Regions from separate parts of the Homo sapiens genome. Here region 1 is linked to region 2. A link is a loop called in an ENCODE intact Hi-C map of the cell type or tissue named here. Cell type or tissue: ascending aorta. All regions are shown on one strand. Links, peaks and the distances in the headings refer to the core of each region. The heading gives the core; the rest is flanking DNA. Region 1 overlaps MAP4 (microtubule associated protein 4). Region 2 overlaps MAP4 (microtubule associated protein 4).

Region 1 (8,338 bases), core at 114-8,113, 92 kb before region 2:
CATGACAAAGCACAATACAGATTAACTGGCAAGGAACCTGGTTTCCATACTCTATGGCAAAGATCTTGCTAAGGAAAAGGAAGTGAGGTATAACAAAATGAAGAATGCCAGGAGAATCATGATTCTAATTAGTAACAAGAAAAAATATGATTGGCCGGGTGTGGTGGCTCACGCCTGTAATCCCAGCACTTTGGGAGCCCAAGGCAGGTGGATCACGAGGTCAGGAGATCGAGACCATCCTGGCTAACATGGTGAAACCCTGTCTCTACTAAAAAATACAAAAAATTAGCTGGGCATGGTGGTGGGTGCCTGTAGTCCCAGCTACTCAGGAGGCTGAGGCAGGAGAATGGCGTGAACCCACGAGGCGGAGCTTGCAGTGAGCTGAGATCACGCCACTGCACTCCAGCCTGGGCGACAGGGCAAGACTCCGTCTCAAAAAATAAAAAAAAAAGAAAAAATATGAGGCGAGATTGGGTACAGAAAGGCCTTGGTAATACAACATAGTTGAATTCTTGCTTTCTTTTTTTATACATATAATTGAATAATATAATTAAGTATGTACAATATGTGAGGAAAATTATGAAAGTCTGGAGATGGCTGGGTGCCATGGCTCACACCTGTAATCCCAGCACTTTGGGAGGCTGAGGTGGGCAGATTGCTTGAGCCCAGGAGTTTGAGACCAGCCTGGGCAACATGGCAAAACCCTGTCTCTACAAAGAGTACAAAAATTTAGGTGGGCATGGTGATCACAATTGTGGTCCCAGCTACTCAGAAGGCTGAGGTGGGAGAATTGCCTGAGCCCAGTAAGTCAAGGCTGCAGTGGGCCGTGATCACATCACTGCACTCCAGCCTGGGTGAGAGGAAACCCTGTCCAAAAAAAAAAAAAAGGGGGTGAGGAAGATATTGTTGTAATACAGTCTGAATATACCAGAGGAAAACTCTGGAAAATACCTTAGAAATCAGGTAAGCCTCAACAACCCCATTCTGTGTAAACTAGTCACCCCCCACAAACGACACACACATATACACCCTTAATTTACTGACATGGTGGGGAAAAAATTAATTTGACTTTGAGTCAGAAGGCCAGATTTTAAAATCTGTGTCACTTAATAGTTAAGAGTCTTAGAAACTCATTTAACTGCTCTTAGCTTCAGTTTCTTCCTCTATAAAAGGAGGGGAATCTTTAAGGTGCTCTTGGATTCAGTTTTACCACTTTCACTTCTGAAGTTGAAACAGCCATTCAAGTAATCACAGGCCCACTGCTATGTCCAGCTCAAAGTATGACTTCAACCTGGGACTCCACTAGGCAGTATCTTCAGTAACCTTTCTGTCTCATGCGGGAGTGCTGCCTATTGGCAGAGGCATGACTGGGCATGGCGGACGTTGCAGCATGTCTGAAGAAAGTGGTAGTTGGCCCTTATATTCTGAAGAAGTGGAAAATACCAAGGCAAAGAACAAGCATAGAAACTTGTTCCTTATAGCCAAATTATTTTTAGTTCTGGCCAGCCTACCCAGACCCACTTCACTAGTTCATCCCTACCCAACAGCTAAGGCAATAACTAAAATTACAGGTCTCTGCTACCTTCAGATATCACATATTCTGCCTCAGTAATTCTATCCATAAACAGCAGACTGCAAAATGTGAACCAGCCAAAAGACCAAGAGCAGAAACCAGAAGAATGAAGCTAGTCAGGCACAAAGAAGTGCATATTCCAGACTACAGTTCATACTGTGTAGATCAGAAATGTGGTCAAACTGAAAAAATATAATTATGAGGTCAACATCTAGCAACTGGGCCAAGCACTGGCTTCATAGTTACAAGGCTCAGGAGACAGAGAGTTGAAAGAAGCAATCTGGGGTGGGGGGGCGGTCAGAACAAGAAGTTCAAGCCCATAGAAGGGGCGAGTACCCAAGACATCATGTCAGCCAGGTGCTCAGGCATACAGATAAGTTTGGTGGTCACCCAGGGGTCTGAGTACAACAAAACACATAGCCGTGAGGATTGAGGGAATATATATAAAAAGCATTTGACAAAGTAGTTAAAACACACAAATACATAATGTATCTACTGATGCTAGCTTTAAAAAAACAACCAAGAAGGCCGGGCGCGGTGGCTCACGCCTGTAATCCCAGCTCTTTGGGAGGCCGAGGCGGGAGGATCACCTGAGGTTGGGAGTTCGAGACCAGCCTGAACAACATGGAGAAACCCCGTGTCTACTAAAAATACAAAATTAGCCGGGCGTGGTGGCACATGCCTGTAATCCCAGCTACTCGGGAGGCTGAGGCAGGAGAATCGCTTGAACCCGGGAGGCAGAGGTTGCAGTGAGTGGAGATCATGCCATTGCACTCCAGCCTGGGCAACAAGAGCGAAACTCCATCTCCAAACAAACAAACAAAAAAACAACCAAGAAACTGTACATATATATATATGAAGTAGGTTTTCCTACTCCCTATAGGGAATCTGATGTGTAGTAATAATAACAACAACAACAACAAAAGTGAGAAAGCCTAAGTCCCTGGACTGGAGAACTGCTGCACTCTGGTAAAGACAGACAAAAACAAAACAAAACAACCACTACTACTCACAAGAAACAACATATAAATCGTAATTGCAATCACTAACAGATAAGAGAAAAAGAAAAGCTAAATTTCAAAATCTGGGGCACTGCCTAAGGAAAGTAAATAACCTATTCCCTGAATCCCTTTTAGGACAAGGGTCCATTATATCCATCAACAGTACTGCAAAGACACTAAAGTATGTGTGACAGTACAGAGTCAGAATGCTGAGGCTTCCCTAACAGACCCCTCATTTTATAGAGGAACAAAATGGTGTCCAGAGAAAAAAAGTGGTTTGCCCATGATCACATGGTGAAAACTTAATGGAAAAGCCACAAAGAAGATGCTAGGTTTCTGACTGCCAGTCTTCCCAAACCGCTGAGCAAAAATTAATCTTAGTCACTAGATGACTCTCCTTTTCGATGTATCTTTATTTTTTTGAGAGGGGGTCTCGCTTTGTTGCCCAGGCTGGAGTGCAGTGGCATGATCTCGGCTAACTACAACCTCTGCCTCCCAGGCTCAAGCGATTCTCCTGCCTCAGCTTCCGGAGTAGCTGGGATTACAGGCCCACACCACCACACCTGACTAATTTTTGTATTTTTAGTAGAGACAGGGTTTCACGATGTTGGCCAGGCTGGTCTTGAACTTCTGACCTCAGGTGATCTGCCCAACTCGGCCTCCCCAAGTGCTGGGATTACAGCTGTGGGCATTGCGCTCGGCCCAATGTATCTTTTTTGTGATCATTGAAGTACTTCAAACTTTAATTTGGAATTATAATTTAATTCTTTTGTGATCACTCCAAAACTCCCAAATTAATACACAGTATGCATACACATGTGTGTGTATGTATGTGTGTTTAGGGGAGCAAACGCGTGTTTGAAGTAAGGGAGAAAAAGAGGCAATGCACTTGGTTTCGGTGTTTACTTTATATCTTAAGAACGGTCTTGTTTGAGGCCGGGAGTAGTGGCTCATGCCTGTAATCTCAGTACTTTGGGAGGTCGAGGCGGGCGGATCACAAGGTCAGGAGTTCGAGACCAGCCTGGCCAACATGGTGAAACCCTGTCTCCACTAAAAAAAGATACAAAAAATTAGCTGGGTGTGGTGGCAGGTACCTGTAATCCCAGCTACTCGGGAGTCTGAGGCAGGAGAATCGCTTGAACCTGGGAGGTGGAGGCTGCAGTGAGCCGAGATCCCACCACTGCACTCCAGGCCAGGCAACAGAGTGAGACTCCATATCGGGGGGGGGAAAAAAAAAAAAGAAAGAATGGTCCTGCTTTAATTATGCAAAGAGTAAGATGTGGGTGACTTATTCCTTAGCAAACTTCTGTTTCTAATTTCCAGTCTTAAGAGAACTTAGATTTATGTTAATATCTTTCTATGGTGCCTTAGCACTGTAAGTTTCCTTTCATGTGGCTTCTGAGTAGGAAGACAGATTCAGCCTCACTAAGAAAAAGCAGAGAACCAGACGCTTTTACAGAGGGGGAAGGGACAGAGTAGCTTCTAGTTTCATTACACTAGGCTGGGCATGGTGGCTCACCCCTGTAATCCCAGCACTTTGGGAGGCAGAGGCAGGTGGATCATGAGGTCAAGAGATCGAGACCATCCTGGCCAACGTGATGAAACCCTGTCTCTAGTGAAAATACAAAAATTAGCTGGGCGTGGTGGCACGCACCTGTAGTCCCAGCTACCCGGGAGGCTGAGGCAGGAGAATTGCTTGAATCCGGGAGGCAGAGGTTGCAGTGAGCTGAGATCGCGCCACTGCACTCCAGCCTGCCAACAGGGCGAGACTCCGCCTCAAAAAAAAAAAAAAAAGATTACACTATTGCTTTTGCAAGGCATACAAAGATATTAAATGGAAGAATAATTAATGGCTTTGTTGCACCCCAAATGAGGTGAATGCCACCTGGATGACAAATGATGGGGAAACCCTAGTATAGAATAATTAGTAAAACTCAAGAAAGACTGGGCATAGTAGCCCACGCCTGTAACACCAGCACTTTAGAAGGGTTAGGTGGGAGGACCACTTGAGGCCAAGAGTTCAAGAGCCTGGGCAACATAGCAGGACCCACATCTATACAAAAAAAATAAGAAAAAAATGTTTTTTAGCCAGGTGTGGTGGTGCATGCCCATAGTACTAGCTACTTGGGAGGCTGAAGAAGGAGGATCACTTAAACCTAAGAGTCTGAGGCTGCAGTGAGTGAACTATGATCACGCCACTGCACTCCAGCCTGAGCGACAGAGACCTTGTTTAAAAACAAAACAAAACAACCCACAGAACACCCTGAGAATGGCCAGTTCAGTACTCCAGTCCAAATAAGAATTACAGACATAATCTCAATCAGGGATGCAGATTTATCCACAGGAAATAGCCACAGCAAGAAACTCCAATCTCCCAGCCACTGTAAAATTATATCAAGTTGGTGGATGAGGTAAATACATGAAGTTTGAAAAGGGTGAGCCTGCCTAGGTAAAAAGAAACACACTTAAGAACCAGAAGGACTAAGTCCTAGATTCAGCTGCCACTGGGATTCCTTGTCTCTAGGTTCTTCCTCCCCAGGAGCTGGGATTACAGGTGTCCCAGCTAATCACCACACCCAGCTAATTTTTGTATTTTTAGTATACACAGGGTTTCACTATGTTGGCCAGGCTAATCTGGAACTCCTAACCTCAGGTGATCCTCCTGCCTCAGCCTCCCAAAGTGCTGGGATTACAAGTGTGAACCACCGCACCCGGCCCCTTGCCTCTAGGTCCTATTCCTACTCACTCACCTCTGCAAAGTCTCTTTGAACCCCTCCTGAGTTCTTTATATTATCATAATACTCTATCTCTTTTTAGAATTTAGAAACCACACTGTAATCTTTTATTTATATGACTTTCCCAGGAGCTTCTAGAAGGTAGGAATGTGAACTGTGCATTTGTGCCATGTGGGTGCACTGCACAGTGCTTGACTCACAGTAAATAAGCTTTCAAAAAAGATCTGCTCAGTGAAAGGATGGGTAGTTTCCTTTTACACTGCATCTGCATCATTTGACCTGATCCGTTCCATCATTAAAGCTGTCTTCAACCCAACCCAAGCGGTGGTGATCTGGAATGTCCTTTGAGCTAAATATTGTGAAGTTCTATTCCATTCTGTCTGAGTTTGAAGAAAGCGCATGGATTCCTGTGTGTCTGGGCAGAAGGTGGTTTCCAGGACTCTTGGCAAAGCCTGCAGGTCTCTAATCCCAGTACATGTACTGGCAGATATTTCTGTTTTAGCCTTGTGCTTGGAGTTAGTATTTAACCTGTTCAGGGCCTTGGTTTTTATACATGACAGACAACTAGTTTCTCTGCATTCTTTCTTATCAGTTACCAAGGCAACACTACTTTCCAGATTGACCAACTGTTCCCAGTTATTGCCTCCAGGAAACAATTATCATTACAATGAAAGTCAATAATTCTACTATTAACAATGATTGATGACACTCACTCCTTGTTAATAAAAGATAAAGTTGTCAAGTTATAATCTAGTTTCTTCCCTGGAAGTAAACGTTCCAAGTGTTTAGACATACATACATAAAGGTAAAACTATTTCAGAAACCATATTCTACATTTTAGAAACATTTCTCATGTTTTAACTCAAGAAAATAAATCATGATTCTCCCTGATTAAAAAAAGGATGAGAAGCAAACAGACAGAATGAATAAGCTGAGGCGAATAATCTGATATATGTGAACCAAAGACATGAAAATGCTTATGGATAAGAAATCCTCTAAAGGCCGGGCATGGTAGCTAAGGCCTGTAATCCCAGCACTTTGGGAGGCTGAGGCAGGCGCATCACCTGCTGGAGTTTGAGACTAGCCTGGCCAACATGGTGAAACCCTGTCTCTACTAAAAATACAAAAACTAGCTGGGTGCGGTGGTGTGCACCTGTAGTCCCAGCTACTTGGGAGGCTGAGGCAGGAGAATCGCTTGAACCTGGGAGGTGGAGATTACAGTGAGCCGAGATGGCGCCACTGCACTCCAGCCTGGGCTACAGAGGGAGACTGTCTCAAAACAACAACAACAACAACAACAACAACTCTAAAAACTACAACTTGGAAATATCAAGTCTTTGTTCTTTTAAGTCTAGTATGGACCCTCCCATAGCCCTCCCCAAAAGAAAAGAGAATCATCCAACTAAACTAGGTAGAAAGATAACCCATTTCTTCAAGCAAAAATCTAAGATCTTCTGCTTTTAGAGGCACACAATACCCCTAGGATCCTTTAGGAGCTTACTTTCTTTTCCCCAATTTCATCTCAAAATGTTTAACAGATGTCCCTGTTTCCCCAAACTTGACTTTATTCCATGCACCTGCACTTCACTATGCATGCCTTTACACAGCTGTCCCCTAGAATTCTTTACCTTAATTTGCTCAGCAAACTCTTAGCCATACTTTCAGAGTCTCCTGTGTGAAGATTTCTCTAGGTCTTGTAGGAAAACTTAGTCCCTTTCTGCTCTGTATTTCCATAGGATCTAGCTCACACTTCTATCCTTTTTCAGAGGAGTAAACTTCTCTTACTAGAGGAAAACTGTCTGTTTTCCACCCTGGAATCTCTGAAGAGTATAGAATGTGTTTTATTAGTCTATTTTTAGAGTAGGAGTAATGTCACTTGGTATCTACTGAATGAATGAATAAACTAAATACTAAAAAGTACAAATCATGCTGTGTGTCCGCTATTTGCAGAGCAATAGGCAATGTTTATACACTTCAGGAGGCCGAGGTGGACGGATCACTTGAGCTCAGGAGTTCAAGACTAGGTTGTGCAACATGGCCAAACCCAGCCTCTACAAAAAATACAAAAATTAGCCGGGCACGGAGGCACGCACCTGTAGTTCCAGCTACTTGCAACTGAGGTGGGAGTATCACCTGAGCCCAGGAGGCGGAGGCTGTAGTCAGCTGAGACTGTACCACTGCACCCCAGCCTGGGCAACTGAGCAAGACCCTATTTAAAAAAAAAAAAAAGAATGGAAGCCCCCTTACTGTCACCTCCATATCTTAAAGAAATAACTATATCTGCAATACTGTAAATCAAAACTAAGTTTTTATTTTAACAGTGTGTTCAGAATCCCCCAATGCTATTTGTCAACCAGAGGGTACAAGTGAAGGGTGAGGGAATATGAGGGGAAGAAGCTTCTTTTAAAGTAGGATATTCAAGCCAGGCATGGTGCCTCACACCTAGAATCTCAGCACTTTGGGAGGCCAAGGAGGAAGGATTGCTTGAGGCCAGAAGTTTGAGACTAGCCTGGGCAACAGAGTGAGACCCCATCTCTACAAAAAATATTCACCAGGTATGGTGGTGCACACCTGTAGTCTCAACTACTTGGGAGGCTGAGGCAGGAGGATTACTTGAGCCTGGGAGGTCGAGGCTGTAGTAAGCCGTGATCATGCCACTGCACTTCAGCCTGGGTGACAAAGTGATACCTTGTCTCAAAAAAATAAATACAAATTTAACAAAACAAAGTAGGATAATCAATTGTTGCTTGATTCATTTCAAAGAATATTTAAATGTTCTGGCTCAAACAAGGTAATGACCACACAGTATTTTTTGGAGGTTAAGAGTTTAGGATGGCAATGAGTATATAGTAAGGTTCAATAAATGGTAGCTATTTTTAGTTGTGTGACTAGTCCCAATAAATTTCATCAGCATGGTAGTAAAAAAAAGCCAGTGGAGTCAGGCGCAGTGGCTCATGCCTGTAGTCCCAGCACTTTGGGAGACCGAGGTGGGTGGATCACGAGGTCAGGAGTTCAAGACCAGCCTGGCT
Region 2 (8,338 bases), core at 211-8,210:
AACAGTAATGATAAATCCAAGTAAAGGGTACATGGTAGGTTCTTGGCTCTGTTCTTGCAGTGTGAAGTTTAACAAAGTCATTTGCTTGCAGAATATTATTTAAGAGGTGGGGTCTTTGGGGTCTTGCTATGTTACCCAGGCTGGACTCAAACTCCTAGGCTTAAGCAATCCTCCTTCCTATTAAGTAGCTCGGGCAGGGCTACAGGTACATACCACCATCCTGGCTTGCTTGCAGAATATTTTTAGCAATGAAGTGGTTTTTTTGTTGCTTTGTTTTTTGTTTTTTGGGGGGTTTTTTTGTATTTTTTTTGAGATGGAGTCACTCTGTCGCCCAGGCTGGAGTGCAGTGGCACAATCTCAGCTCACTGCAACCTCCACCTCCTGGGTTCAAGCAATTCTCGTTTCTCAGCCTCCTGAGCAGCCGGGATTACAGGCGCATGCCACCACACCTGGCTAATTTTTGTATTTTTAGTAGAGGCGGGGTTTTGCCATGTTGGCCAGGCTGGTCTCAAACTCCTGACCTCAGGTGATCCATCTGCCTCGGCCTCCCAAGTGCTGAGATTACAGGCTTGAGCCCCCGGGTCCCGGTCCCCTGCTCTTCTTTCAGACTAGGGTACTATTATTATGAACTATACATTTTGGTACGATATTTTTTTTCCCCAAAAAGAACTATTAGTTATGAGATAAAAGTCTGTTTTCAAATCAAAGTCAGAAAATAACTATTTTTGCAAAAATGTCACACTAATTTTTTATGCATATATATAAACTTCCCTAAATATGATCATGAGACTATTAAGAGGGTTTAGGATTAGACCAAGTACACCTACCCTAAATAAATATCTACCATTTTGGAGACACAATTGTTTGTTAGTCTGTACATTAACACAACCCAAACCTGAATAAACTGACAAACAAAAACCATTTCAATTCAGTGTAATAAGCAATGATTACACATCTATCATGTGCCAAGAGCAGTGGTCTCTAATGCAGATCTGGCCAGGTTTCTCAGTACCCCTGCGCCCTCAGTTTCTCACAAACCATGAGATTCTTCATAATTTCACTTGATCTGCTTCTCCATGATTCTCTCCGGTCACTTGTCACTGTAACCTTTGATTTCTTAACCCTGAGAAACTTGAGGTCGCTAGTAAACTTTGATTATGCTGTGCCATCCTGCTTTCGCTAAATGTGTCATTCTCCATGAAATATGGCAGTAAACAAAATATTATTCCTGTGCTAGAGCATGTTAATAAGTGTAAGATAACAAATAGCTTAATTATGATCTTACAAGTACCACAGAGGAAAGAGGAAAGTTCAGGGAAGAAAAGCACTTACCAAGAGGAAGATGAAAAGAAAGGCTGGCAGGGTGTGGGGGTAGTGGGAGGTCTAGAAGGGAAAGGGAACAGAAGTCAGGGAATGTTCTGGAAAGTTACATCTAAATCCAATCTTAAAGGATTTTAGAACAACAACTCTAGCAAAAGCTTTATATAACATCAACCTCCAGCCCAGAACCGTCCTCCAAACTCCGGACTCCTTATCTGTGTATCCATCTTCTCCATTTCGATGACTAGCAGGTAACTAAATGTGAACATATCCCAAGCTAAATTTCTTCTCTTCCCTTCAAATCCTACTCCTTCTGTAGCTTTCCCCATCTCAGATGATGGCAATTCTTTCCTTTCAGTTGCTCAGGCAAAACCCCTGGAGTAATACTGGATTTGTCCTTGGCAACATCAAGGCCTTATACTTTAGGTAAGAGAAGTTTTGGGGTCATGCATATGTTAAAGTCTGATGAGAGTGAATTCAAGAGGAAATGGAAGGAAAGGAATTGGTGACAGGTAGTAGAAACGTCTCTTTAAAAGAAGGCAGGCCGGGCACGGTGGCTCACGCCTGTAATCCCAGCACTTTGGGAGGCTACGGTGGGCGGATCACGAGGTCAGGAGATTGAGACCATCCTGGCTAACACGGTGAAACCCCGTCTCTACTAAAAATACAAAAAATTAGCCGGGCGTGGCGGCACACGCCTGTAGTCCCAGCTACTCAGGAGGCTGAGGCAGGAGAATGGCGTGAACCCGGGAGGCGGAGCTTGCAGTGAGCCAAGATCGCGCCACTGCACTCCAGCCTGGGTGACATAGCAAGACTCCGTCTCAAAAAAAAAAAAAAAGAAAGCAAAGCAAAAAGATAGATGAGATGGATGTGAGATTCAGACAGGATTTTTTTTTTAATGATAAAAAAATTATAGTATGTTTGATGCTGGTGAATGACCCAATTGAAAGAAAAGAACTGATGATGCAGGAGACAGAAGAGGTAACTGTGACAGCAGTGGCCTGAGTGACAGCATGAACAGTTCACCCATAACAGAAAAAGAGCAGACAATAAGGGCATAGATGAACATAGGTGAGGAGGAAATATGTGGTGGGACCATGTGGAAGTTCTGTTCTGATTAAGCCAATTAATTTATGAATATGACTTATGAATATGAACAGGAGAGCAAGTGCCAGAAGTTTCAGAGAGTAGATGTGAAACAGTTGTCTAGGAAAGTGAAATATTTTACAAACTCATGTGAATTAGTGGCAGAGTCCCTCAGTTTGTGCTCTGTATTGAAATGAAGCAAGATTCTTTTACATTTCCTGAACATACATCTAATAATTCTATTTGAATTTAAAAAATGGATTTTTAGTTTTTAAAAACTATCAGTGAGATACTAGATCAAGTAGAAAGTATGTGTTCATGAAAAAGGTATAGTTTCACAGAAAGAACAGGGGTTTATTTTATTTATTTATTTTTTGAGACGGAGTCTCGCTGTCGCCCAGGCTTGAATGCAGTGGCACGATCTTGGCTCACTGCAACCTCCACCTTCTGGGTTCAAGACTCTCTTGCCCCAGCCCCCTGAGTAGCTGGGATTACTGGTGAGCACCACCACGCCTGGCTAATTTTTTGTATTTTTAGTAGAGATGAGATTTCACCATGTTGATCAGGCTGGTCTCGAACTCCTGACTTCGTGATCTGCCTGCTTCAGCCTCTCAAAGTGCTGGGGATTACAGGCATGAGCCACCATGCCCAGCCAGAACAGGGGTTTAAAATGAGAAGATCCAGTAGCTCATGTCTGTAATCCCAGCACTTTGGGAGGCCTAGGCGGAAGGGCTGCTTGAGGCCAGGAGTTTGAGACCAACCTGGGCAATATAGCAAGACCACATCTCTATTTAAAAAATATTGTTTTAATTGTTTAATAAAAATAAAAGTGAGATTAGAAGATCTGGGTTCAGGTTGTGCTGTCATTATTAACTAAATGATCAAATGCAACCTTCTCATTTCTAATACTTAAGCTTCACCTGGGAAGTGGGACTAAATGCAGTAATACAGGATGTCAACTGTACAGTGCTAAATAGTAATTGTTATTCTCACTGTTATTAGCTATTGTTATTCTCACTGTTATTAACTATATGTTGACCAACTGTAAATTTATCTATCAACCACCTATAGAATAACTGTAGGCTGATCAAGAAACTTTACTAGAATAAAATAAAATGAAAGCAAGAAGAGGTTAGAAAGGAAGAAGAGAAGCTGGATTCTACTATACATACAACACCTCACAATCTAAAAATATAAGCCCAGGAGAGAATAAAAACAACGTAACAACACTAAAAACAATAAGGTTGACAAGTAGAAAAAAGGCTTGTATATTTCCCTGCCAGATAAGACATACTGGACCCTAATCATACTGCACATTACTGGAAAAGTCCTAATTCAAAAGATGCTATAATGTGTTTTCTCACTGACTGACTTCCCCAGAGAACCCCCATTTCATGAAATGAAAACTTTCTCAGTGAAATACACACAGCATCGAAAATAGCACACTTTTTTTTTTTAGAAACTAATCACATTCTCTGAGATATAAAGATATTCAAATTTACTTTATTTTGTTGATTCCCTCTCCCCAGGAGATGTCAGATTCCCACAGCAGGCAAATCAGCTTGGCAGAGAAGTAGCAAGAACCTGAGAAGGCATGTGTGCTGTGAGTCAGCCTTGGGCAAAACAGCCAGGTCTCAATGCAAGGGAACCCTCTGGTGCTGTCAGACCCATGCCAACACTGCCCTCTACTGGCCAATTAAGCTGGTTGCAATTTTCTGCAAAAGAAATACCAGTGTATTAAGGAGAAATTCTGCAGTATCTATTAATAGTTGTCACTTAGGCCCTTTTCCATGGATTAGTGTTTCTCAATCATGCATGTGTATCCGAGTCACCTATTATGGCTTGTTAAAACAGACTGCTGGTGTGTGGCAGGGTACGGTGTCTCCCACCTGTAATCCCAGCACTATGGGAAGTCAAGGCAGGAGGATCACTTGAGCCCAGCAGTTCAAAACCAGTCCAGTCCAGGCAACACAGTGAGACCTTGTCTTTACTAAAAATGCAAAAAACTTAGCCAGGCCATTGCCCTGTGTTAACTTCTTATTCTATGGGAATAAGCTTTTAGCTTCAAAGGCCTTATGGAATGTTGAGGAGAAAGCATTTTCTCGACTTCAGAAGAAGAACTATTTAATCACACAGAGAACAGAAAAATTAAGTGACTTGTTCCATAAATGTGCTATTTGTGTCTGAGGGTCAATACTGTGCTAGATGATCATCTGAAAGAACAAGAGTCACAGATGTTTGCTTCGTCATTCACATCTAAGAGAAAGGGTTCTATCTTTTGTCTCCCTCACCTAGAAAATAGGGCCATATAATGCTGATAATGAACAATTAAGGAAAACACCATTTTTTAAGGAAAAAAGTCAGGAAGTACATAATTTTCTTTTTATTTTTTTCTTATTACAGCCGTGGTGCAAAACAAGTAGTACACATATCCTGAAAAAGTATTTGAGAATTGTTTCCCAAGGTGATAGGCATTTTAGAAGAAGAGTTTGACACCAATTTTATTTCTAGGTATTGGTATTTAGATGGTTTACACAGGCAATGCTAAGATAAAATACTTGTAGAAGCAAGAATAAGTTGAAGTGCAAAAGGAAATGAGTATAGTAGATCCAAAGAAAAGGAATAAAGGTCGGGGGGTTCTTGTGTTGCCAGGCATGAAGGCAGAAATCATACTTAGAGAAAAAAGCAATTTTCCTACTTTGTCATAAATGCCATAAAAGCAACCCTGCTTTCTTACTTCTCATTTTATAAGTTGAAGACAATTAGGGTGGACATGTAAGAATTAAAGGAAATAAAACACCATTGTTCAAAGAGTTCTATTATGTGTAACCTACTCAACCGTCCCTTCTATATCTAGAGGCAAGAAAATGGTTGATAAACTTCCACTGGTTGGCCTAACTAAGCCTGTTGTAAGAACATATCGAGAGCACTAGGCTGGGTGTGGTGGCTCACACCTGTAATCCCAGTGCTTTGGGAGGCTAAGGCAGGAGGATCGCTTGAGGCCATGAGTTCCAGACCAGCCAGAGGAACACAGTCTGACTGTCGCTATAAAAATAAAAGGATAAGCAAGGCACGCGCACCTGTAGTCCAAGCTATTCAGGAGCCTGAGGCAGGAGGAACGTTTGAGCCCAGGAGTTACGTTAGATGTTGCAGTAAGCTATGATTGTGCCACTGCACTCCAGCCTAGGTGACATGGAAAGAATCTGTCTTTTCTTTTTTTTTTTTGAGACGGAATTTCGCTCTTGTTGCCCAGGCTGGAGTGCAACAATGGCACGATCTCGGCTCACGGCAACCTCTGCCTCCCGGGTTCAAGTGATTACTCTTGCCTCAGCCTCCTGAGTAGCTGGGATTACAGGTGCCCACCACCACGCCCAGCTAATTTTTTTGTGTTTTTAGTAGAGACAGGGTTTCACCATGTTAGCCAGGCTGGTCTCGAACTCCTGACCTCAGGTGATCCACCCGCCTCAGCCTCCCAAAGTGCTGGGATTATAGGCGTGAACCACCGCGCCCAGTAAGACCCTGTCTTCAAAAAAAAAAAAAGTGTCAGCAATCAGCAGTAGTTTACTGAACCTCATCTAAGAACAAAATCAAACTTAAAGTTAGATGTATAATAAAACATTAATGAAGTCTAGGGCCCTTCCATCACTTCTAAAGATGTATTCAGAAGAACATCTTGTTTAGAATGTTCTCCAGGAAAAACACAAATATGAAACCTGTCATTATGGCAAAAACCATCAGTCCGATAATGTATAAAAATCAGACCCACAGCAGAGAAGTCTCCATTCATAAAGAACTCACTAATTGCACCAGATTTCTACAAGACTAAATAAGGCGGCTTCCTTCGTTTTTCTTATTTGATGTCTCCAAACAGCCATCACCCCTTCCTTTAAGTTAAGACTTCTACAACTTTTAGGAAGCTGGTATGGAAAAAATGTAGTAATTTACAACCTATCATAATTATAAACTTTATTATTATTATTATTTTTAGAGACGGGGTCTCTCTCTGTCACCCAGGCTGCAGCACAGTGGTGCTTTTATGGCTCACTGCAGCCTCGACCTCTGGGGCTCAAGTGATTGCCTCCTACCTCAGCTTCCTGTGTAGCTCGGACTACAGGCGCACACTACCACGCCCAGCTATAATTATAAACTTTAAACATGGTATCTTCAACAAGTTCGTGGAAAATGCATTCTATGAAAAAATTATTCATGGATTTCAAGGGAGTTTTTTTGTATCAAAATAACTCATACTCCAGCCTGACCAATATGGCGAAACCCCATCTCTACTAAAAATACAAAAATTAGCTGGGCATGGTAGCATGTGCCTATAAGCCCAGCTACTCAGGAGGCTGAGGCAGGAGAATCTCTTGAACACAGGAGGTAGAGGTTGCAGTGAGCCGAGACTGTGCCACCGCACTCCAGCCTGGGTGACAGAGAGACACTCCATCTTAAAAAAAAAAAAAAAAAGCTCATACTAACTTGTTATAACACGTCTGAACAGGATCTAGTTTGAAGCACTAAAAAGGATAAAACATCAGTTTGAAAAGAGCCCCTAATAAAGCAACATGAATTCTGCTAAAATTGAAGCAAAAGCAAATGGTAAATTTATGGTGAAGCTTGGATGAAAGAATGGTGAAATCACTGATGCTTTGTGTAAAGTTTATGGGGACAATGCCCCAAACAAATCAGTAGTTTACACATGAATAACTTGTTTTAAGACATCAGCCAGATGCAGTGGTCCGCACCTATAGTCCCAGCTACTTGGAAGGCTGAGACAGGAGGATCACTTGAGCCCAGGAGTTCAAGGCTGTAGTGTGCTATGGTTACACCTGTAAATAGTCACTATACTCTAATTTGGGCAATGTAGTAAGACTCTGTCTCAAAAAAAGAAAAAAAATAAAGGAGGAGATGATGTTGAAGATGAAGCCCACCGTGGCAGACCACCAATATCAATTTGAGAGGAAAAAAGAATGATCTAATTGAAGAGGATTGACAATTAGCAGAAACAATAGCCAATACCACAGACATCTCAATTGGTTCAGTTTATACAATTTTGGCTGATAAATTAAAATTGAGCAAACTTTCCACTCAACTGGTGCCAAAATGGTTGCATCCAGATGAGCTGCAAAGAGCAGAGCTTTCGATGTAAATTTTAAACAAGTGGGATCAAGATCCTGAAGCATTTCTTTGAAGAATTGTAACAGGAGATGAAATATGGTTTTACCAGTATAATCCTAAAGACAAAGCACAATCAAAGCAATGGCTACCAAGAGGCGTAAGTGCTGTAGTCAAAGCAAAAGTGGATCAGTCAAGAGCAAACACAAGAGTTTTTTAGGATGCTCAAAGCACTTTGTCTGTTGACTTTCTGGAGAGCCAAAGAATGACAACATCTTATTATGAGGGTGTTTTGAGAAAGTCAGCCAATGCTTTAGCAGAAAAACAGCCAGGAAAGCTTCATCAGAGAGTCCTTCTCCACCAGGACAATGCTCCTGTTCATTCCTTTCATCAACAAAGATAATTTGTGACAGTTTTGATGAGAAATCATTAGGCAACCACCTTACAACAGTCCTGATTTGGTTCCTTCTTTTTTGTTTCCTAATCTTTAAAAAAATCTTTGGTAGCAACAAAAAATTAAAAACTTAAACCAAAAAAAACTTTAAAGGGCATCCATTTTTCTTCATTTCTTCATTTTTCTTCATTTAATAATGTAAAAAAGCCAGGCACAGTGGCTCACACCTATAATCCCAGCACAAAAGAAAAACAAATATTTACTCCAAAAAATTTGGATTCCTTAATGGAAAACGGGAAAATCTATTCTCTCTTAATCCATAATGCACGGTGGAGACATTTGTTCTTTGACTGACTAACATAAACAAAGAAAACCTAGTATGAAGAAAGGAATGATAAGATGTAAATATGGTAGCAACTAGTCATG

The links. Peaks named below come from ENCODE experiments on the same cell type or tissue, not always from the same donor. Only the 100,000 strongest peaks of a DNase experiment are listed, where the experiment ranks them.
Region 1: it touches region 2 in a loop (2.4-fold over the local background); 6 of 110 quality-filtered maps call a loop at or near these places.

Annotation. Positions count from the first base shown.
Region 1 is chr3:47,894,149-47,902,486 of GRCh38, forward strand. All of the region lies in intron 10 of MAP4 (microtubule associated protein 4), which reads right to left. Among named protein-coding and RNA genes, the nearest start is that of MIR1226, 49 kb to the left of the region's middle. In ascending aorta, for the core only: no CTCF peak of the experiment used is centred there; no DNase peak of the experiment used is centred there; H3K27ac peaks cover 1,803 bases.
Region 2 is chr3:47,986,051-47,994,388 of GRCh38, forward strand. All of the region lies in intron 2 of MAP4 (microtubule associated protein 4), which reads right to left. Among named protein-coding and RNA genes, the nearest start is that of MAP4, 26 kb to the right of the region's middle. In ascending aorta, for the core only: a CTCF peak has its summit at 4,096 (motif pointing left); a DNase peak (open chromatin) is centred at 4,041; H3K27ac peaks cover 2,744 bases.